2 separate regions of the Homo sapiens genome follow, and region 1 is linked to region 2. A link is a loop called in an ENCODE intact Hi-C map of the cell type or tissue named here. Cell type or tissue: mammary epithelial cell. All regions are shown on one strand. Each heading gives the region's core, and the rest is flanking DNA. Links, peaks and the distances in the headings are about the cores only. Region 1 overlaps LINC03036 (long intergenic non-protein coding RNA 3036). Region 2 overlaps LINC03036 (long intergenic non-protein coding RNA 3036).

The links. A loop is a pair of places that touch in the nucleus more often than their neighbours do. Peaks named below come from ENCODE experiments on the same cell type or tissue, not always from the same donor. Only the 100,000 strongest peaks of a DNase experiment are listed, where the experiment ranks them.
Region 1: it touches region 2 in a loop (5-fold over the local background); 3 of 110 quality-filtered maps call a loop at or near these places.

Annotation. Positions count from the first base shown.
Region 1 is chr10:118,846,142-118,857,062 of GRCh38, forward strand. All of the region lies in intron 3 of LINC03036 (long intergenic non-protein coding RNA 3036), which reads right to left. Among named protein-coding and RNA genes, the nearest start is that of CACUL1, 97 kb to the left of the region's middle. In mammary epithelial cell, for the core only: a CTCF peak has its summit at 4,524 (motif pointing left); a DNase peak (open chromatin) is centred at 4,520.
Region 2 is chr10:119,017,028-119,027,948 of GRCh38, forward strand. It overlaps LINC03036 (long intergenic non-protein coding RNA 3036), which reads right to left. Exons shown (of 4, transcript NR_186540.1): 2 at 8,770-8,833. Among named protein-coding and RNA genes, the nearest start is that of LINC03036, 7.1 kb to the right of the region's middle. RefSeq lists enhancers at 5,280-5,922, 5,923-6,565, 7,751-8,324. In mammary epithelial cell, for the core only: no CTCF peak of the experiment used is centred there; DNase peaks (open chromatin) are centred at 3,744 and 6,404.

The sequences.
Region 1 (10,921 bases), core at 1,335-9,334, 170 kb before region 2:
ATCTTGAGATCCATTCCATGGGGAAAAAGGGAGGCTAGGTGGAAGTTATTGCCCCAGAAACAGATTTTTGGAGGGGAGAGAGCTCGATGTGGTATTTGTTGTTTGTATGGGTTGGCTCCCCAGCTGGCCCCTGTGGATTCCTGATGGAATTTTACAGACAGCAGAAGCTGGGAAGAGAAAGGTAGCTTAGTGCATACTCATTAACAGGTTCTGAGGCCAGGCAGCCTAAGCCTAGTCCTGCTGCCCACCTCTTAATACCCATGAGACCTTGTATAAGTTATTTGACTAACCTGTGTGTACAGGTTGGGTATCCCTTACCTGAAATGCCTGAGATCAGAAGTGTTTCAGATTTTTTATTTTTTCAGATTTTTGAATATTTGCATTAGACTAACTGGTTGAGCATCCCAAATCAGAAAACCTGAAATCCAAAACGCTCCAATGGGCATTTCCTTTGAGAGTCATGTCAGATGTCAGTGCTCAAAGAGTTTCAGATAGTGGAGCATTTTGAATTTTGGATTTTCTGATCTGGGATGCTCAAGCAGTATCATGGGATTTTAAAAAGTGAATGATTTTATGATTTTCTAATTCTATCATTCTCAGATCCTTGGCATAGGAGAAAATGGACAAATATGTAAGAGAGAAGAAATCTAGTAAAGGATCTGTGGTCAAATTTGAGTAGGAGGCATCAGTAAGTTGTTTTTGTTTTGTTTTGTTTGTTTTTTTGAGACGTTATTTCGCTCTAGTTGCCCAGGCTGGAGTGCAGTGGCTCAATCTCGGCTCACTGCAACCTCCACCTCCCGGTTCAAGTGATTCTCCTGCCTCAGCCTCCTGAGGAGCTGGGATTACAGGCATGCGCCACCACGCCCGGCTAATTTTGTATTTTTAGTAGAGATGGGGTTTCACCATGTTGGTCAGGCTGGCCTCAAACTCCCAACCTCAGGTGAACCACCCACCTTGGCCTCCCAAAGTGCTGGGATTACAGGCGTGAGCCACCGCGCCCAGCCCTGTAAGTATTTATGATATATTTTATCTTTAAAAAGAAAAGAACTATTTACAAGATTTACTCACTGAAAAGGCCTAGAAACAATCACCAATCCAGGAGAAATAAGCATCCCTCACAGCTAGATGGGGCATTTGAAATACCATTTCCCTTCTAAAGGAACTCGGAAATGACTGGTTCCAGAACTGGTTCAGGAAATATACAAGATGAGACTCATGAGGACACAAATGTATCAACATTCATCTACTAGTTTATAGAAAATACAACAAACCAAGGAACATGTTAAAGGACACCAAGCAGATGTAACAGCAAAACCCAGACTGGAGGAAGCCCTACGAGGAAAACAACCTGGTTTCTTCCACGATTACGTTGCAGGAGGAAAACAGGGGATGGAGGCAGGAAACAACAGAATAAACTAAAACTTAAGAGTCAAGACAACAGGACTCAGAGGCTAACTTGAAGAAACTGCCACTGGCCAGAGTTGGGAAAGTCTGAACATCAATAAGGGTAATAAACTGCTGTGGATGGAAACACAGCAAATACATTGAAACCCATGAAGTCCATAATGCTACTAAAACAACTAACTGATTGTCATTGTAGGATGCTGGGGAACCCATTTATTAGTTGATTAAAACTGATTAAAGGCAGGGCAAGGTGGCTTATGCCTGTAATCTCAGCACTTTGGGAGGCCGAGGCACTTTGGATTGCTTGAGTCCAGGAGTTTGAGAACAGCCTGGGAAACATGGCAAAACCCTGTCTCTACCAAAAATAAAACAAAAAAGTTAGCTAGGTGTGGTGGCGTGTGCCTGTAGTCCCAGCAAGTTGGGAGGCTGAGATGGGAGAATCACCTGAGCCCCGGACGTTGAGACTGCAGTGAGCCAAGATTGTGCCGCTACACTCCAGCCTGGGCAACCAGAGAGAGACCCTGTCTAAAAAAAAACAAACAACGAAAAAAAAAAAAAAAACACTGATTAAATTGAAAGAATTAAATATTTAACCTGTCTTTCCAATAAGGATTGTGCCACCAGGGAACTCAAGAGTTGATGGGGGTTAAGTTTCTCTTTCTAGAAGTATCCCAGCTAGTAAATAAGAAAGAATGATGGAATTCGAATGTCACCATTTTGTAATCCCTAGTGAATTCAGATTCATTCATTAACCATTGAAGCATTGATCCTCAATGGCTGCTAACATGAGAGAGAGAGAGAATCAGACACTGTGTGCCTCCTGGTAGAAGATCACACCAACACCTATGAAGTAGTGATTTTTTTTAAAAAATGAACCTGAATCAGCTGGAGCTTCTAGATTCAACTACCAGTTTATAGAAAATACAACAAACCAAGGAATGTGTTAAAGGACAGCAAGCAGGTGCAACAGCAAAACCCAGATTGGAGGAAGCCCTATGGGGCAAACAACCTGGTTTCTTCCATGATTAAATTGCAAGAGGAAAAAAAAGGAATGGAGGGAGGAAACAACAGAATAAACAAAAACTTAAGAAACAAATGAACCAATCACAATATACTGACTTTTTATGGATCCTGATTCAAATAAACTGTTTAAAAAGTATGATATCTATGAAGTAACTAGAAATCTGAACATTGACTTGATACTCGATGATACTGAGAAATCATTATTAATCACTTTTAGAGGTGATAATGCTTTTATGGACTTTTTTTTTTGTCTGTTTTTTTACAAATAGAGTCCTTATGTGATGCGTCCTTATCTCAGATACATGCTAAAATGTTTACAAATAAAACAGGATGTTAGGGATTTGCTTCAAAATAATATGGGAGGAACCCAATCAGAAATTGGGCAAAGGGCCTGGCGCGGTGGCTCACGCCTGTAATCCCAGCACTTTGGGAGGCCGAGGCGGGCGGATCACGAGGTCAGGAGATCGAGACCAACCTGGCTAACACAGTGAAACCCTGTCTCTACTAAAAATACAAAAAATTAGCCCGGCATGGTGGCGGGCACCTATAGTCCCAGCTACTCAGGAGGCTGAGGCAGGAGAATGGCGTGAACCCAGGAGGTGGAGCTTGCAGTGAGCCAAGATTGTGCCACTGCACTCCGTCTCAAAAAAAAGAAAGAAAGAAATTGGGCAAAGGACCTAAATAGACACTTCTCAAAAGAAGACATCCAAATGGCCAACAGGGATATGAAAAAAAATGCTAATTATCACTGGTCATCAGGGAAATAAAATTTAAAACCACAATGATATCACCTCACACCTCTTAGAATGGCTATCATTCAAAAGATGAAAGATAAGTTTTAGGAAGGTTGTGGAGAAAAGGGAACACTGCTGCACTGTTGGTGGGAATGTAAATTAATACAGCCATTATGGAAAACAGTATGGAGATTCCTCAGAAAACTAAAAATAGAGCTACCATATGATCGAGTACTCCCACTTCTGGGTATATATCCAAAGGAATTGAAAGCAGTATGCTGAAGATGTACCTGTACTCCTATGTTCATTGCAGCATTATTCACAATAGCCAAGATACAGAAGCAACCTAGGTATCCATCATCAGATTAATCACAGACAAGGAAAACATGCTATATACACACAATAGAATATTATTCAGCCATAATGAAGGAAATCCTGTCATTTTCCATAACATGGGTGAACCTGGAGGATAAGTGAAATAAGCCAGGTACAGAAAGACAAATATACTGCATGCTCTCATTTATATGTGAAATCTAAAACAGTTGAACTCATAGAAGTAGAAAGTTGAATGGTGGTTATCAGAGGCTAGAAGACGGGGTGGATGGGGAAAGGGGAGATACTGATCAAAGGGTACAAAACTTCAGTTAGGAAGAATAAGCTTTAGTGATCTATTGCAGAGTGATGCATACAATACATAATAATGCACTGTATATTTCAAAATTGCTAAAAGCGTAGATTTTAAATGTTTTCACCACAAAAAGACAAGTATGTGAGCCAATGAATTTGTTAATTAGCCTGATGTAATCATTTCATATTATAAACATATTTCAAACCATCACATTGTACCCCATAATATATACATTATTTGTGAATTTAAAAAAAAACAAAAAATTAAGCATTAAAAATGCACTGATATGTGTTATTTTTTAAACAAATAATATGGGAGGAAATAAGATTAGCTATGAATTGATCATTGTTAAACCTTGATGATGGAAACATGGAATTTATTATATTATCCTATCTGATTTTGCATATGTTCAATTTTCCATTATAAAAAAATGGAGAAGCAAGAACAAGAATAAGAGATCATACATGACTAGACATGTAAAGTACTTAAAACAATGACTGGCAGGCAGCCTCTCAAACCACTAGCTCTTGGAAGAAAGAGCACATGGTCTGTTTTGTAAGAACTCCATAAAGCCCTCAGCCTGATGCCTTGCAACTCCTCTGACCCTGAATGTATTGACCCCTGGAAGACCCAGGGCCTGGGCCTCAATGAGGGATGATGGTAGTACCCAGGGGAGGCCTGGCCAAAAAGATGGCAGATGCCTAGCAGAACCTTGGGTAGCCCGTGGCGCCACCTGGTGGGAGAGGACTTGATCCTCAGTTTGTTGAAGTTGCTTTATGGGAACTCCCTAAATTGCTTGGGTGGTTTTATAACAGGGCTAAAGATCCTATGTGTAAGGCTGGGGTAGAACCGGGTTAATTGGGATTATTACTTGGTATAATCAAGTACATATACAAGCCATATACTATATACACAGCCTGTTAAGATCTACAGAAATTCAGGTGGCTTCTTACTTACAAAAAGGTAAACATTTCTTGCACAAACTTGGAATAATATTTTGGCAGATATTCAACTTGGTAGTTTCCTATGGGAAGAGAAAACCCAGTGGCTTCTTCTGTTCAAGGTCATTTGAACCTTGGTGCATTTGGATGCTTGACCTCTGAGTAAAGCCAAGGGGTCCACAGAACAGAGCCTCTTCCTTTTTCTCAGCAAATAGTTATCAAACCAGTAGTGCTCCAGCTTCGCAGGGCATCAGAATCACTTGGTAAAAATACATGTTCTGGGCCAGACCTCCGTGGGCAGGCCTAGGAGAACCAGGGCCCTACACAAACCCTCAGCACTCCAGGATAGGCTGTTTCTGGCTCAGTGAAAGAAAGAAGAAGTGAGACTTTCTTTTCTTCCACTTCCCATTGGTTCTAACTCAGAACATGTAAGGCCACCGTGCCTGTGTCCTGTAAGGCTACCATGCCCGTGACCTATTAGGCCTCCATCCCTCTGTCCTGTGAGGACTCCATGACTGTGTTCTGTAAGGCCTCTGTGCCTCTATCCTGAAAGGCCTCTGTGCCTCTATCCTGTAAGGTCTCCATACCTCTATCCCGAAAGGCCTCCATGCTTCTATGCTGTAAGGCCTCCGTGCCTCTACCCTGTAAGGCCTCTGTGCCTCTATCCTGTAAGGCTAACATGCCTCTGCTCTATAAGGCCATTGTGCCTGTGTGCTATAAGGCCTCCATGCCTGTGTCCTGTAAACCTCCATCCCTCTGTCCTGTAAGGCCTCCATGCCTGTGTCCTGTAAGGCCTCCATCCCTCTGTCCTATAAGGCAAATGCTCTCTGTGTCTTGATGGTGCTGGAACCTCACTGGGTGGGCCTAGGATGACAGGCCCATGCCAAGGCCAACTGATGGTCATTTCCCTGAAGCCAATGCCTTTACACTTTCCCTGCTGTCCTGAGCCGCTGACTCAGAGATTCCCAAATGACTCAGGTGCTCTGTCTTCCTGTGGATCCAAGAAGAGAGAGGCATCTCCTGGCAGACTTGGGGAGGAGATGGCTGATCTGCCAGCACCTATGCACAGACCTTGTACAGGAAATACCAACCCTAGAGAAGACCCGGCTCCTGCCCCTTAGGGACTCAGCCTAACCAGCCCTCTCCAGGCTCACATGGCCCCGTTCTGGATCAGGCCTCCTCCCCGTCTCCCTTGAGCCAACCTAATAATCCCCACTCTCTTCTTCCCAGTCTCTCATCTTCCCTAACTCTTTTTTTTTTTTTTTTTAATCGAGACAGAGTCTCACTCTGTCCCCCAGGCTGTAGAGCAGTGGTGCTGTCTCAGCTCACTGCAACCTCTGCCTCCCAGGTTCCAGCGATTCTCATGCTTCAGCCTCCTGAGTAGCTGGGACTACAGGCATGCACCACCACATCCGGCTAGCTTTTGTATTTTTAGTAGAGACGGAGTTTCACCACGTTGGCCAAGCTGGTCTCAAACTCCTGACCTCAGGCGGTCTGCCCGCCGCAGCCTCCCAAAGTGCTAGGATTACAGGTGGGAGCCACTGCGCCCGGCCTTGCTAACTTCTTTTCCTTCTGTCTCACTTTCTTTCTAAAAAGAGCTGGGGAAGCTTCTTCTGGAAAATGGCAAGTCTCATTCATCTCTATTCTTCCCACAATGCCTGGCTCAGTGTGTGTTACATGGTGGGTGCTTAATCTGTGTTTCTTGTAGTCACACAAATTGTCTTCTCTGGTGTTGGGAAGGGGAGAGATTCTTCTGTAGGAGTTCTTCAGGCAGTACTTGTACCAACCACCACTAATGCACAAAGTGAATGATCCTGGCGATGCAATGGAATCCTCGTGTTCAGGGCATGAAATGGTCATGGCCCAGCAAGGCCGTGCTTCTTTGGGAAGGGGATAGTGTTCATTTCAGGCACTGTGGATGGTGTCCTAGTTCAGGCTGCTATAACAAGTTACCACAGACTGGTTGGCTAATAAGCAACAGAAATTTATTTCTTACTGTTCTGGAGGCTGAAGGTCCAAAATCAGGGCACCAGCCTGGCTGGTCCTGATAAGGGCCCTCTTTTTTTTTTTTTTTTTTTTGGAGACGGAGTCTCGCTCTGTCGCCCAGGCTAGAGTGCAGTGGCGCAATCTCGGCTCACTGCAAGCTCCGCCTCCCAGGTTCACGCCATTCTCCCGCCTCAGCCTCCCAAGTAGCTGGGACTACAGGTGCCCGCCGCCACGCCCAGCTAATTTTTTTGTATTTTTAGTAGAGACGGGATTTCACCATGTTAGCCAGGATGGTCTCGATCTCCTGACCTCGTGATCCTCCCGCCTCGGCCTCCCAAAGTGCTGGGATTACAGGCATGAGCCACCGCGCCCAGCCAAGGGCGCTCTTCTGGGCTGCAGTCTGCAGACTTCTCTCTGTATCCTCACATGGCAGAGGGGACAGGAGAGCTCTTCAGGGTCCCTCTTTTTTTTTTTTTTTTTTTTGAGACAAAGTCTCGCTCTGTCACCCAGGCTGGAGTGCAATGGTGTGATCTTGGCTCACTGCAACCTCTGCTTCCCGGGTTCAAGTGATTCTCGTGCCTCAGCCTCCCCAGTAGCTGGGATTATAGGCGCCCACCACCAGGCCCAGCTAATTTTTGTATTTTTAGTAGAGACGGGGTTTCACCATGTTGGCTAGGCTGGTCTCGAACTCCTGACCTCAGGTGATCCACCCCTCCTCGGCTTCCCAAAGTGCTGGGATTACAGGCAGGGTCCCTTCTATAAGGGCATTAATCCCATTCATGAGGGCTCTACTCCCAGGACCTAATCACCACCCAAAGGTCCCACCTACTAACATCGTCATGACCTTGGGGGTTAGGATTTCAGCAGGTGGCTTTGCAGGTGCACCCACATTCCTTCCACACAGATGGGGCACATCTCTGGTAGCCCACAGAACTCTTCCCCGCAGTGTCCAGCCAAAAAGAGCCTCTTCCCTCCTGAAGCCTGAAAGGGCTGAGAACCCCCTCTGTGGCCCCAGGGGCATGGTGTTTTCAGAGCACTCTCCAAGGAGCTGCACCAGCTGCAGAGCCAGCCTCAGGTGCATCTGTGCACTGGCACAGCAGAAGTACCACCTCCACGCTCATCAGCCAAGGTGGGGGTCAGATTCTGAGCACCGCAAACAGCAGGAGGAGGAGGTCTCTGTCCCTGAAGATACCACTCTGAATCCTGGAGGAGACCAGGCCAGCCTGTCCCACACTGAACAGCCCTGTGAGCAGCCAGGAAAGAGTTCCTGGCCTCTGCCCTCATTGATCTGCATTTTACACTAATCCCAGTGCGATTCCAGGTGTAGCTGACCTCATTCTCCACCCTCTCCAGCCAGAAGCACTTTATGCGATTGCTCAAAAAAGATCCGCTTATACAATGCTTCATGAGATAAAGATTTTACTAACACCTTGGTGGGAAGATCGGAAAGACATTTTCTATCACACACCATAAGGGGAAGCTTCATAAAAATCACCTTTAAAAATTCCCTGTTCTCTGAAAATATCCTCCCTGGGCACTAGCCAGCTTGTTTCCTTTTGTCCCTTCCGAAATTCTATTGTCCTCAGCTCTGGCCTTTACCTGAAACACTACTGAGCTAAAAGGGCACCAACCATCACCATCTATTGCAAATGAAGCTTGTTCCTTGGTGGGTGGGGTTGGGGTCCTTACCTTCCATCCATACCCCAGGCTGCTTCTCAAAATACTCTTAAGTCCCTTGAAAAAAATGTTTATTGGCAGAGGACAGATTACGCTCTCAAGAAAATCAGCTGGTCTTCACAGTGGTACAATAATAACAAATGTTTTAGGTTTCTCCCGTGAATCAGGCACTGGGTTGAGCATCAATGCGTACCACCTCATCTTATGCACCCCAGCAACCTCGTGAGGTGAGTGTCCCTGCTGTTAAGATGAGAAGATTCAGTCCCAGAGAGACTGAGCACCTAGTACGAGGTTAAACCGCTAGTAAGCAATAACAATCAAATTTTTTTTAACAAGAAAAGAGTTAAGTAGAAATTTCTCTAAAAATGATCCCAAATGGCCAATAAGCACATGAAAAGCTCCTCAAATCATTCATAATTAGGGAAATCTAAACCACAATGAGACACCACTTCACACCCTCTAGGAAGGCTATAATCAGAAAGATAATGTTTTGGCAAGGATGTGGAAAAATGGAAACCCTTGTACATTGCTGGTGGGACTATAAAATGACATGGCCACTTTAGAAAACAGTCTGGAAGCTCCTCAAAAAGTTTAACATAAAACTGCCATGGCACAGCAATTCCATGCCTAGGTATATATACAAGAAAATTGAAAACATATGTTCACACAAAAACTTACACACAAATGTTCATACAGCATTATTCATGGTAGCCAAAAAGTGGAAGCAGCACAAATGTCTATCAGCTGATGAAACGATGAATAAAATATGTTATATCCATAAAATGGATTATTATGCAATTCAATGATGTATTGATTCATGCCACAATATGGATGAACCTTGAAAACATGATGCTAAATGAAAGAGGATAAACATAAAAGGCCACACATTGTGTGATTCCATTGATATTAAATGTCCAGAATTTTCTAACCCACAGAGACAGAAAATAGGCCAAAGTTGCCAGGAGACTGTGGGAAGAGGGAATGGGAGGTGACTGTTAATGAATGTGAAGGTTTTTTTTTAGCGGTGATGAAAATATCCTGGAATTAGAAAGAGATAGTGGGTACTGAACCTTGTGAGTATACTAAAAACTACTGAACTATGCACTGTAAAAGGGTGAAAGCTATGGTATGTGTATTAGTCCATTCTCACGTTGCTAATAAAGATATACCCGAGACTGGGTAATTTATAAAGGAAAGGTTTCATTGACTCACAGTTTTGCAAGGCTGGGGAGGCCTCAGGAAACTTACAATCAAGGTGGAAGGGGAAGCAAACACACCTTCTTCACATGGTGGCAGGAGAGAGAAGTGCAGAGCAAAGTGGGGAAAAGCCCCTTATAAACCATCAGATCTCATGAGAACTCACTCACTATCACGAGAATAGCATGGGGGAACTGCCCCCATGATCTAATCACCTCCCATGATTTCCCTCCCCCAACACATACATGGGGATTACAATTTGGATTACAATTCAAGATCAGATTTGGGTGGGGACACAGAGCCAGACCATATCAGTACGTGAATTACATCTCAAGAAACAAAATCCAACCAATAAAAAGCCAGCCAAGAGTCTAACCCAAGCAACCCTCCAGCACTCTGCACCATTCATGAGGGTAATCCCAACCTAACACAACTGAGTCCCTCCTGAGAGGAATCTTGCTACCCACATCAGCTGCTGAGGGAGGAGGCCCCACCATTACAGCTAACCAGATCAAAGGTGGAGGAACCCCCACAGACCAGCCAGAAACCTAGGACTTCAGTAGCTTGGCTCAAGATGGCAGACCAGGTTGGTCAGACCTTTCTCTCCCTCTGCCTCTGGAATTTGGAACTGGGGGACAAGGACGAAAAAGTTCAGCCGTGGGAGCTAGGCAGAAAGGCATGAGGTAGACCTGGATTCAGAGCAGTCACTGGAGATGGTGAGCAGGCAGAGGTCGGGAGGGAGACAGCAGCAATGACCTGAAAGCCAAGGAAGGTGTCCAAGGAGAGGACAGAGTGGGCAGCAAGGGAAAGAGAGACATTGTGGAGAACTGCTGTCTTTCTTTCTATCCCGTGGCTCTGCAGGCACCATGAGAACAGCAGTGCCAGAATTCTGGTTGTGGAATTCCCACATGTCCCAGTGGTGTCTTTGCAGTGACCACCTGCTCCTCACTGGGCCAGCTTGAGTAGGGTCTGCCTGCGACACACGGCAGGCATTTGAAGCCTCTGACTGTGTGCCCAGCTTGGAGAGGCTGCTCCCTGGGTTCAAAGCCTTAGGGATGGGTTATTTCCCTTGCAAAGAAAACAGCAGATCTCAAAAGGCATTATCAGGAGCACGGCCAAGAGAGCATGAGGCCATCCGCCTGAGATCCTGTTTGTAGAACCCCAGGAGCCATTTAGACACTGGCCTCGGAAGCCCTTAGGCCTGCCCAGCAAACAGAATGTGATCAATGTGACAGTGAGTGAGGTGTGTGTTTCCACAACACTGACCAGTTACCACTGTGGTGTCTTTCTTTGCTTTTTTTGTCTTCTGATTTATTTGATATGATTTAGCC
Region 2 (10,921 bases), core at 1,540-9,539:
TCAAATGTGTTTTCTGTATCTACCAAGGTAATCATATTTTTCTTTAATATATGAATGTGGTGAATTACATTGACTTTTTTTTTTTTTTTTTTTTCAAGACAGAGTCTCGCTCTGTCACCCAGGCTTGAGTGCAATGGCATGATCTCGGGTCACTGTAACCTCCCTCTCCCAGGTTCAAGTGATTCTTGTACCAAGCAGCGGAGACTATGGGACTACAGACCTGCACCACCACATCTGGCTAATTTTTGTATTTTTAGTAGAGACGGGGTTTCATTATGTTGCCCAGGATGGTCTTGAACTCCTGAGCTCAAGTGATCCACCCACCTCAGCCTCCCAAAGTGCTGGGATTGCAGGCATGAGCCACTGAGTTTGGCCTCACATTAATTGACTTCTAATGTTAAACCAAGATTCCATTCCAGAGGTAAATTCATCTTAGACCTGATTAATTAAATATTTTTCATTACTAATTTGGTTTAATATTGTGTTTCAGATTTTTACACATATGTTCATGAGTGAGTTTGGTTTGTAATTTTCTTTTCTTATACTTCTTGTGCTTTATACTAGCCTCATAAAATGAATTAGAAAATGATCTTTTTCCTATAAAAGTTTGGTGTAGAATTGGAATTATTTGGTTTTTTAGTAGCAGAATTTATCTTCAAAGTCATCTGGATCTAGTGTTTTCTTTGTGAGGAAATTTTTAACTCTGATTAAATTTATTAACTGGTTACAGGATTACTGAGGTTTTTAAATTACTGAGTTTTACTTTTCTAGCAGATTGCCCATTTCATATATATTTTTAACTTTTTTTTTCTTTTTTCTGAGACAGAGTCTCACTCTGTCACCCAAGCTGGAGTGCAGTGGTGCAATCTCAGCTCACTGCAACCTCCGCCTCCCAGGTTCAAATAAGTCTCCTATCTCAGCCTCCCGAGTAGCTGGGATTACAGGCGCCCACAACCACACCCGGCTAATTTCTGTATTTTTAGTAGAGATGGCACTTTGCCATGTTGGCCAGGCTGGTCTCGAACTCCTGGCCTCAAGTGATCCACCTGCCTCGGCCTCCCAAAGTGCTGGGATTACAGGCATGAGCCACTGCGCTCAGCCACATCTTAAAATTGAGGAAGTATCTATAGTCATGGAATTGTTTGTCATGCCTTTTATTCTTAATAAATCTTGCTAAATATTTGTTAATGTTATTAGTCTTTTATAAGAATCAACTTTTTTAGGCTGGGCACAGTGGTTCATGCCTGTAATCTCCGCACTTTGGGAGGCCGAGGCAGGTGGATGACTTGAGACCAGCCTGGGCAACATGGTGAGACCTTGCCTCTACAAAAAAAAAAAAAAAAGAAGAAGAAGAAGAAAAAAATCAACTTTTTGGCTTTGTCAATCATTTATCATATCTTTTCTTTTCTATTTCACTAATTCCTTCACTTCTCTGTATTGTATCCTTTTCTAGTTTCTTCCATTGTTGATTTCTAATGAAATGGACTTGTGACCAGAGAATCCTATGTGACACCAATCCTGTGAAATTTGTTAATACCTGGTTGATGGCACAGAATCCCATCAACTTTCTTTTTTAAGAGATGGGGGTCTCACTAGGTTGCACAAGCTGGTCTCAGACTCCTGGGATCTGGTGATCCTCCCACATAGCTAGTATTTCAGGCATGCACCACCACACCTGGCCCCAGTCAACTTTTATGAATGCTCTGAGTGCTTGAAAAGAATGTAAATTCTGCAGTTATTCAAGGCAGTGTTTGTATATTTATATGTATATATAATTATATACATATCATTATTCAATATTACTAAATATATTCTATATCCTTAATAATATTGTCTATTTTACCTACGAGAGAGTTGTCACATCTCCCACTAATGTAGATTTGTCTATTTCTCCTATTTCTCCTTGCAATTCTATCAGTTTTTTTATTTATACTTTGAAGTTAAATTATTAAGTATATATTACCTTGGAACTGTTATAGCCTCCTGGTAAACTGAACCTTTCACATTACATAGCCATAGGTCCATTTTGTTGGCTGTTGGCACAGCAACATCAGCTGTTCCTTGGTGGTGTCTCCTCCCATGACTTCTTGCATCCTTTCACCTTTCACCTTTCTGTATCCTTATGTTTCATTAGAGTTTCTTATGGAGGACATATAGCAGATTTTTAAATCCAGTCTGAAATCTTTGTGTTTTAATAAAAACATTTAGTCCATTTACATTTATTACAGTAATTATATGTTTGGACGTACTTCAACCATCTTATTGTGTACTTCCAATTTGTTCTACCATTTATGTGATTATTTTTCCCTCTGTCATGCTTTCTTTTGTAATTATTATCCTTTCCTCATTCCATTTCTTTACATCTATTATTTTGAAAGCTATAATCCCAGCACTTTGGGATGCCAAGGAGGGTGGATCACTTGAGCCCCCGAGTTGAAGACCAGCCTGGGTAACATGGTGAAACCCTGTCTCTACAGAACACACAAAAATTAGCCGGGCATGGTGTTGTGCACCTCTAGTCCCAGCTACTTGGGAAGCTGAGGTGGGAGAATCACCTGAGCTGGGAAGGTTGAGATTGCAGTGAGTTGTGATCATGCCACTGCACTCCAGCCTGGGTGACAGAGCAAGACCCTGTCTAAAAAAAAAAAGAAAAGAAAGAAAGTTATACCCTCTATTTCCTTTCTCTTTTTTTCCAAATTGGTTCCCTAAAAATGTTAACTTACATGCTTAACCTCTCAAAATCTAAATTTAATTAATATTGATAGTCAAGATTTTCTCCAAAATAATCCATAGTATAGGAGATAGGGAAAAAAAAAAACAGGTGTGGAGATAGTTAAAAATAAGAGTAGCCAGTTATTAAGGGTAAACTGGGTTAAGATTCATTATGCTGGCCGGGTGTGGTGGCTCACGCCTGTAATCCCAGTACTTTGGGAGGCCAAGGTGGGCAGATCACAAGGTCAGGAGATCGAGACCATCCTGGCTAACACGGTGAAACCCCGTCTCTACTAAAAATACAAAAAATTAGCCGGGCGCGGTGGCAGGCGCCTGTAGTCCCAGCTACTCGGCAGGCTGAGGCAGGAGAATGGCGTGAACCCGGGAGGCGGAGCTTGCAGTGAGCCGAGATTGCGCCACTGCACTCCAGCCTGGGCGACAAAGCAAGACTCTGTCTCCAAAAAAAAAAAAAAAAAAAAAAGATGCATTATGCTATGATCTTTACTTCTGTAATTCTTGAAATTTCCCATAGGTTATAAAATATTAAAGTTAGTATCTTTCCCCTCTCCTTGAACAATATAAGGGTTTTGGAGCACTTCACTCCAGTCTCTCACTCCTGATGCTTGTTCTATTATTGCTGGGTATTTTTGTTGCACTTGGCTCTTTTTTTGTTTTAATGACAAATTAAATAACATCATTATTATTAGTTTGGTGCAAAAGTAATTGTGGTTTTTGCCATTAAAGAGTTAAAACCGCAATTACTTTTGCACCAACCTAATATTTTAAGTATGTTGAGTCTCCCACACAAGTATGCCTTTCTTTGCTCACTAATCCTCTTTGCAACTCAGACCCTTCCTCTGCAATCACTTTCCATCTGCCTGAGGGACACACACACACACACACACACACACTTTGTGTAGTGCTCCCTCACCTCACAGCTTCCCCTGTACTGTGTCAGGTCCCAACTGACAGAGGAAACCTGACCTCCCCAGCCCAGCTGCACTCTGGCTATGCCAAGGTCTTGGGAGTCATGACACACCCGTGTGTGGGTGGGGTGCTGTTGCCAGGGAGTTCACAGCCCTCTGCACTTTCCCCGTGGTAAGCTGAATAATGACCCCAAAAGGCATATTAATTCCTACAACCTGTGGATCTGTTACCTGACATGGCCAAGGAGAACTGAGGTTCCAGGTGGAATTAAGGTTGCTAATTAAATGATGTTAGAATAGGGGCCTGGCGCAGTGGCTCACACATGTAATCCCAGCACTTTGGGAGGCCGAGGCAGGTGGATCACTTGAGGCCAGGAGTTTGAGACCAGCCTGGCCAACATGGCAAAACCCTGTCTCTACTAAAAATACAAAAATTAGCTGGGCATGGTGGCACGCACCTGTAATTCCAGCTACTCGGAAGGCTGAGGCAAGAGAATCGCTTGAATATGGGAGGCAGAGGTTGCAGTGAGCCGACATTGCACCACTGCACTCCAGCCTGGGTGATGGAGCGAGACTCTGTCTCAAAAACAAACAAAAAAAGATGTTAGAATTGGGAGATCATTCTGCACATTCTGCATTATCCCAGTGAACCCAGTGGGACCACCAGGGTCCTGGAAGGTGGAGGAGGGAGACAGAAGAAAGAACAAAGAGGTGCCACGTGGAAAGGACTCAGCTACCTGCTATCCCTGGGTTTTGAGAAGGGAAAGGCCACGAACCACAGGAATGGCAGGCAGCCTCCAGACGCTGGGAAAGGTAAGGAAACAGGTTCCCCGCCAAGAGCCTCCAGAGGGAATTCAGCCCAGTGAGACCCACTGTGGACTTCTGACATCTAGAGCGCTGAGAAAATCAGTGTGTTGTTTTCAGCCACTATATGGGTGGTAATTTGTTACAACCGCAACAGGAAGCGAACCTGCCCCCACCAAGTGTCATCGCCTGTTTACTTGTCTGTCTGCCCAATTCGAGTGTAAGCTCCATGAGGTCAGAAGTACGTCAGTCTTATTTGCCACTTATCCCCAGACCTTGATGGTAAATAAATGAATTTTAGAGATGGAAAGGGCCAAGAAATCACTTAGGCCAGCCCAATTATTTTAAACTGAAATTTAAAACTAAGATCCAGAGACAGGAACTGATTTTGCTCGAGGCTACTCAATTTATACAGAGCTTGGATCCTCCATCCGCTCCCTGGGGCCCACCTGCCTTCTGGTCACTAAGCCGTAGAAGCCTGAAGACAGACACAACTGTGGAGAGGCAGCTCCGAGCACACAAAATCCCTGGAGAACTCAGGACGGCTGGGAGAGGATCAGTGCAAATCAGATAAGACCAGAAGAAGATGGCTAAAATGACTTGAGCAATCTTTAAAATGTTAGTCCCGGCCCAGCGAGGTGGCTCACGCCTGTAATCCCAGCACTTTGGGAGGGTGAGGCGGGCGGACTGCTTGAGCCCAGGAGTTCTAGACCAACCTGAGCAACATGGCAAAACCCCATCTCTACTAAAAATATGAAAATTAGCCAGGCGTGGTGGTGCATGCCTGTAGTCCCAGCTACTCAGGAGGCTGAGACAGAAGAATCGCTTGAACCCAGGAGGCAGAGGTTGCAGTGAGCCAAGCTCGTGCCACTGCATTCCAGCCTGGGCGACAGAGCAAGACTGTCTCAAAAATAAAGTTAAATGTTAGTCCCAAGGGGCAGCTGATCCACCAGTAACAACCAGGGCAGAACTGTGCCCAGCACCTGATCAGCTGAATTCAGGAGACTCTCCACCTGAAGCTTCAGAATGGGGAAACAAGAAAAGGGGTACTAATGTCAAACTTGAGGCCCGCCTTCAAGAAGCTCAGCATTTCACACCTCGGCCAGAGCCAAAGCTTTGGGCTTTGAGCAAATTAGGAAAAGACACTTCTTCCACAAGGTATCTTTTTCCATCTGTCAGTGAAGTGTCATAATATACTGATTTCGTTAGAAGATACTTTACTCAAGGTCGGCCAGAAAATGATCACAGAGTTACTATGTCTATGAAGTAAAGGTGCCCCCTTAGATGGGAAGCGGTTGTGCAGTACACAACCTGCAGAACTGTACACAACCTGCAGAACCACACATAGCATTCTTTGCTTGGCAGTCTGGTCCCATCCTTTCCACAGCCCTCATATCCCCGCTTCCCCTCCCTCTGCCTAGAGCCCTCAGACCTGTTGGAGAACAGTCTCAATCTACAGGTTACCATTTTACATGTAACTCCTTCCTGTCAGCTTTTTACTTCCCTCCCCCTGCAGACAGCAGGGATTGACGACGGGTGAGAGAAGGCTGATGGCCCCATTTAGGGAAGCACAGGAGGAGGTGGGGAGGCCGGATGTAGTGAATTCCAAATGAATGAGTATCCACGGGCCAGGGGATGATCAAGGAGGTGTGAGGGTTAACAGTGCGGGCCTTGAAGAAATGCCACCTACCAGCTAGCTGTGAGCTGCTGGGCATGCTTTTAGCCTCCCAAAACCTCATTTTCCCTTTTGTGAAATGCTTATCATTGTAGGCCTGCTGGGAGGATTTCAGAAATGATATGAGTGAATGCTTAGTGCACGGTAAGGGCTCAGCACCTGTGAGCTACTGTTATTGCTATTATCAGCATCATCAGCCCAGGGACATCTGCCCTTCCGCCTGTCAGCCTCCAGGCAGCTCCTGCTTTAAACAAAATTGGGACACTCCAGATTTCTAAAAGAAAACCACATGGCAGGGAGGAGGGCAAGTGCTGGAGGGAGAAAGGATTACTCACTTTACCAAAGTACCCACTACTGGATAAACAGAAACACCCAGACTGCTTTTAAATGGGGTTGGTTTTGTTCAGGGGACATTGCTGACACGGACTGGAATGTGTCCTCTCCTGCCCCTGCCGCTGTGTGTTGCTGGCCAGTCTCCCGCACATCTGGACCCCAGAAGTCCCAAGAATGACCGGGTGCATCCAAGGAGGCACAAACCCAGGTTCGGGGAGTGAGAGAAAAATGGGTGCAAATCTCAGTCCTGCTGCTCCTGAGCTTCTCAGCCTTGGGCTCCATGCTGAGCTTTGCCCCCGTCTCCAACAGGTCACCAGCGCACCTGCCTTGCGGGGCAGGGTTGGGGGTGGGGGGCACATGGAATAGTGCATGTCAAGCACCTGGTGCTGATGGTGGTGGTATTATTACCAGCTGGGAGACTTTAGCCCAAGGCAGGGGGTGTGAGATGACACCACGGCACCCGTTTCCCATTCTCCGCATCCCCTTCCAGCCTTGTCCACACACAGAGAATTCTGACATGGTCGTCACCTCCACCTGGCCAGAATATGGTAGCCTACCTTTTCGACAGAATAACCAAATGTATTTTTTTTCACAGTATTACATGTTTCATTTAGAACAAGGGTGTCCAATGTTTTGGCTTCCCTGGACCGCAATGGAAGAACTGTCTTGGACCACACATAAAACACACTAATGACAGCTGAAGGGCTTAATTAAAAAAGGTCTGTGCATAATCTCATAATGTTTTAAGAAAGTTTACAAATTTGTATTGGGCCGCATTCAAAGCTGTCCTGGGCCACATGAGGCCACCTGGCCACAGGTTGGACAAGCTTGATTAAGAATGAAGTCAACTGCACGTATAAAAGGATACCTGGACGTGGTGTGGTGGCTCACGTCTGTAATCCCAGCACTTTGGGAGGCCAAGGCAGGTGGATCACCTGAGGTCAGGAGTTCAAGACCAGCCTGGCTAACATGGTGAAACCCTGTCTCTACTAAAAATACAAAAATTAGCTGGGCATCGTGGTGCATGCCTGTAATCCCAGCCACTCGGGAGGCTGGGGCACCAGAATCGCTTGAACCTGGGAGGTGGAGGTTGCAGTGAGCCGAGATCATGCCACTGCACTCCAGCCTGGGTGACAGAGTGAGACACTGTTTCAAATAAATAAATAAATAAAAGGATACCTGACTTGAAGTGGCTGAAATAATAGAGATGTTATAATTATCTCGTGTAACAAGTCACCAAGTCATCAACAAAAATATCACTAAGGTTTGTTTTTTGTTTTAACTTTTCTGGTAAGCCATCACCTTGCGCCAGCTTTGTGTCCTTAAGCCTTATCACCTCAGCTCTATAGCCTGAGCTGAAGAAGGTGAGGGCCCTGGTTCTTTATTTCTTCCCCCTTTTTATATAAGGAAGCAAACCCCTTCCCAGTATCCTCCCAGCAGACAGCAGATGTCCGCTGAGATCTCCAGGGTGAGAATGGGTCACCAGCCCTCCCCTTACCCAGTGGTGACTAGGGGAAATGGGATGTTTCTGCTTAAACCTGTCACAGTTATGCCCCGAGGCTGAGGGAAGGAATCAGAACAAAGTTAAGTCTGCAAGGAGGGGGAGTGGCTGCCATTTTACTCGACAAGAGCCCTTCACTGACCAAAAGCAGCATCTGGGGCCCAGAGAGGTTAAGCCCCTTGTCCACTACACGTGACTTTGCACCAGCGCCAGGGTGCAAACCCTGTCCCGAGGCCCAGTAAGCTCTCCCCACTTCACCATATGGCTTCTCCACAACAGCAGACCCTAAGCCCAAGCCCCCCAAAGGGCAGGAGCCCCATCCCAGGACTCTCTGAGCTTGACAGAGCCATGATGTGGACAAAGTCAGCCAGGAGAGGGCTCCTCGTGCCCAAATGCACCTCACCCACCTCCAGGCCCATGGCTGACGGAGCCAAAGCACCTCCTGTCCCTGGCAAAGTCCTGGCAGGGGGTCAGCGGGAACCCAGAACCTGACAAACAGCATCGCTATAGCCGCCTGGACCCCGGCCAAGCTGCCTCATTCCCCAGGGCTGACCTCATGTTTCTGAAGAGCCTCAGGAGCCTGAGGTCTGTGAGCTGCCTCACAGGGTTCAGTTCTGCTGCCAGCAAAGGAAATGGCCCGGGCTGGGGGCCATGTGGAGAGGTGGGAGCACAGAACCCAGGCACCCTCCCCACCACCCACCCCTGCCCTGCCAGAGCCCTCAGCCTGTGCCAGGCAGGCCCCACTGCCCCACTCCAGAAGAAACCAAGCAGCACCCTCTAACTTCTGAGGTGTAGCCCATGCCCACCTGTCTTCTCACCTCTGCCGGATACCTGAAGAAACGTTCACAGACTGGCTGTTTCCATCTGTTTCATTCCAGACTCCTGGAAAGTGAGCAAAAGGCAGTGAGACTTCATCAGAGGTGCTAAGAACATCTCTGAAATCGTGCCAACACCTCAAAGAGCTAGAGAGCTCACAGCCAGGCTGAGGCCTGTTGCTGGGTGACAAAAGTCACTGTTTATTTAACCCAGAGCTGGGCCAGGTGCCCACACTGGCCTTTCTATGGTCACTGAGAGCAAAGGCTCCCAGGGTACTGAGGCCCAGCGTGTGCTCCACGACAAAAGCCTTCATGCACTTGGCCTCCACTTCCCGACTTCCCTTCTGGGTCAAATGTCTACTCACCTCGTATAGCAGTCAAGGGGAGCAGCCTGGGGAAACAGCCCATGGCGGACCCCAAGACACACTCATTTCTCCACCTCCTTCTGGGGCATCTCCATCCCAGCTCCACTTCCCACATACCCAGGCTGCAGGTCCCAGCCAAGGTGTTTGTTCCTATTCTTATCCCTTAAAAGTTTTTATTCTCCCCGTACAACCACAAGGGCCGAAAACCATGTTGGGAGGCAAGAAGGCTTCCGCTTCTGTGCCATCGCCTCTCTGGCCTGACCAAGGGGGATCAGACACAGCAGCTGGCAATTTTAAACTTTTCCTGCCAAAGTTATTCTCAGAACTGTGGCTCCCCATCTTCAGAGCTTGAAAAGTCTGCATGTCTTGAAAGGATGCAGGCTGCAGGGCTGTGTGAACCGAGCGGAATTTTCCATTCATAGAATAATCATCTTCATACCACTCTGGGGGGCTGGCGTTCTCGTGGTAAAAGCTCCGAGTTCAGGGTCAGCAAACCTGCCAGGCGTCTGCAGGAGCCCTGCGGCATGGAGGTTCTTTTATTTATTTTTGGTGGAGAAGGGGAGGAAATAAAGGAATGACTTTCTACCTTGCATGCCAACACAAACTTGGAAAAGGATCTGGGTTGGCAAGTGCTGAATATTACTGCCTGGTTTCATGACTTACATCAACCATCGGGGGCTAGAAGGAAGAGGCCGAAACATGGATCTTTAACCCCTAACCCAGAGAGGCGGCCAGAACAGGCCTCACTTCACTGCTTCAGGTCCTTTCCCGCGCCTGCCAGCCAGAGCCCTGGATTGCTCTTTGAGGGCAGGGGCCCCAGCCAAGGCCATATCGCCTCACCTCACCTCACTTCTTTCCAGCTTCCCCTGTGTTGTGCCTTAGAGTTCTGCGGATGCATGCACAGACTTATTGTCTGAGATACCTTGCTGGTCCAGGGTGTAGTGAGAAGGCCACCCGGCCGGGAGTAACAGGACCAGAGTCTTAGTTCTGTCACATAGTCACTGTAGCCTTAAAGAAGTCCTGCTTGGCTGGGTGCGGTGGCTCACACCTATAATCCCAGCATTTTGGGAGGCCAAGGTAGGCAAATCACCTGAGGTCAGGAGTTTGAGACCAGCCAATACGGTGAAACCCCATCACTATTAAAAATACAAAAATTAGGTAGGCATGGTGGCACATGCCTCTAAACCCAGCTACTCAGGAGGCTGAGGCAGGAGAATCGCTTAAACTCAGGAGGCAGAGATTGCAGTGAGCCTAGATCGTGCCATCGCACTCCAGTCTGGGCGACAGAGTGAGACTCTGTCTCAAAAAAAAAAAAAGAAATCCTACTCTTCTCTAGGTCTCATTTTCTTCATCTGTAAGGATTGGACAGAACTGGGTGCAGTGGCTCACATTTGCAATCCCAGCACTTTGTGAGGCCAAGACAGGAGGATCACTTGAGGCCAGGAGTTCAAGACCAGCCTGGGCAACATAGCGAGACCCCCATCTATTAAAAAAGAAAAGAAAAAGGCAAGAAAAGATCGAACAGAATGATCCCAAAGATCCCTTCCCATGCTGACATTCTGATTCCCTCATTCATTCATTCTAATATTAACCAATGCCAGCACTAGGTTCTGGGCATCCCCTGCTGAGCCATTCTAAACCTGCTGGGCACAGCCAAGACCTGTGAGTGTGGCCTCAGGCCTAGTGAGGGCTCATTGTTTCCACAGCCACTGCATGGTCCAGAGTGAGGAAGGAAAGCCCCATCTGCCCCATGAAGCCCACCCTGCCAGGGCCCACCTGCCAGGGGAGGC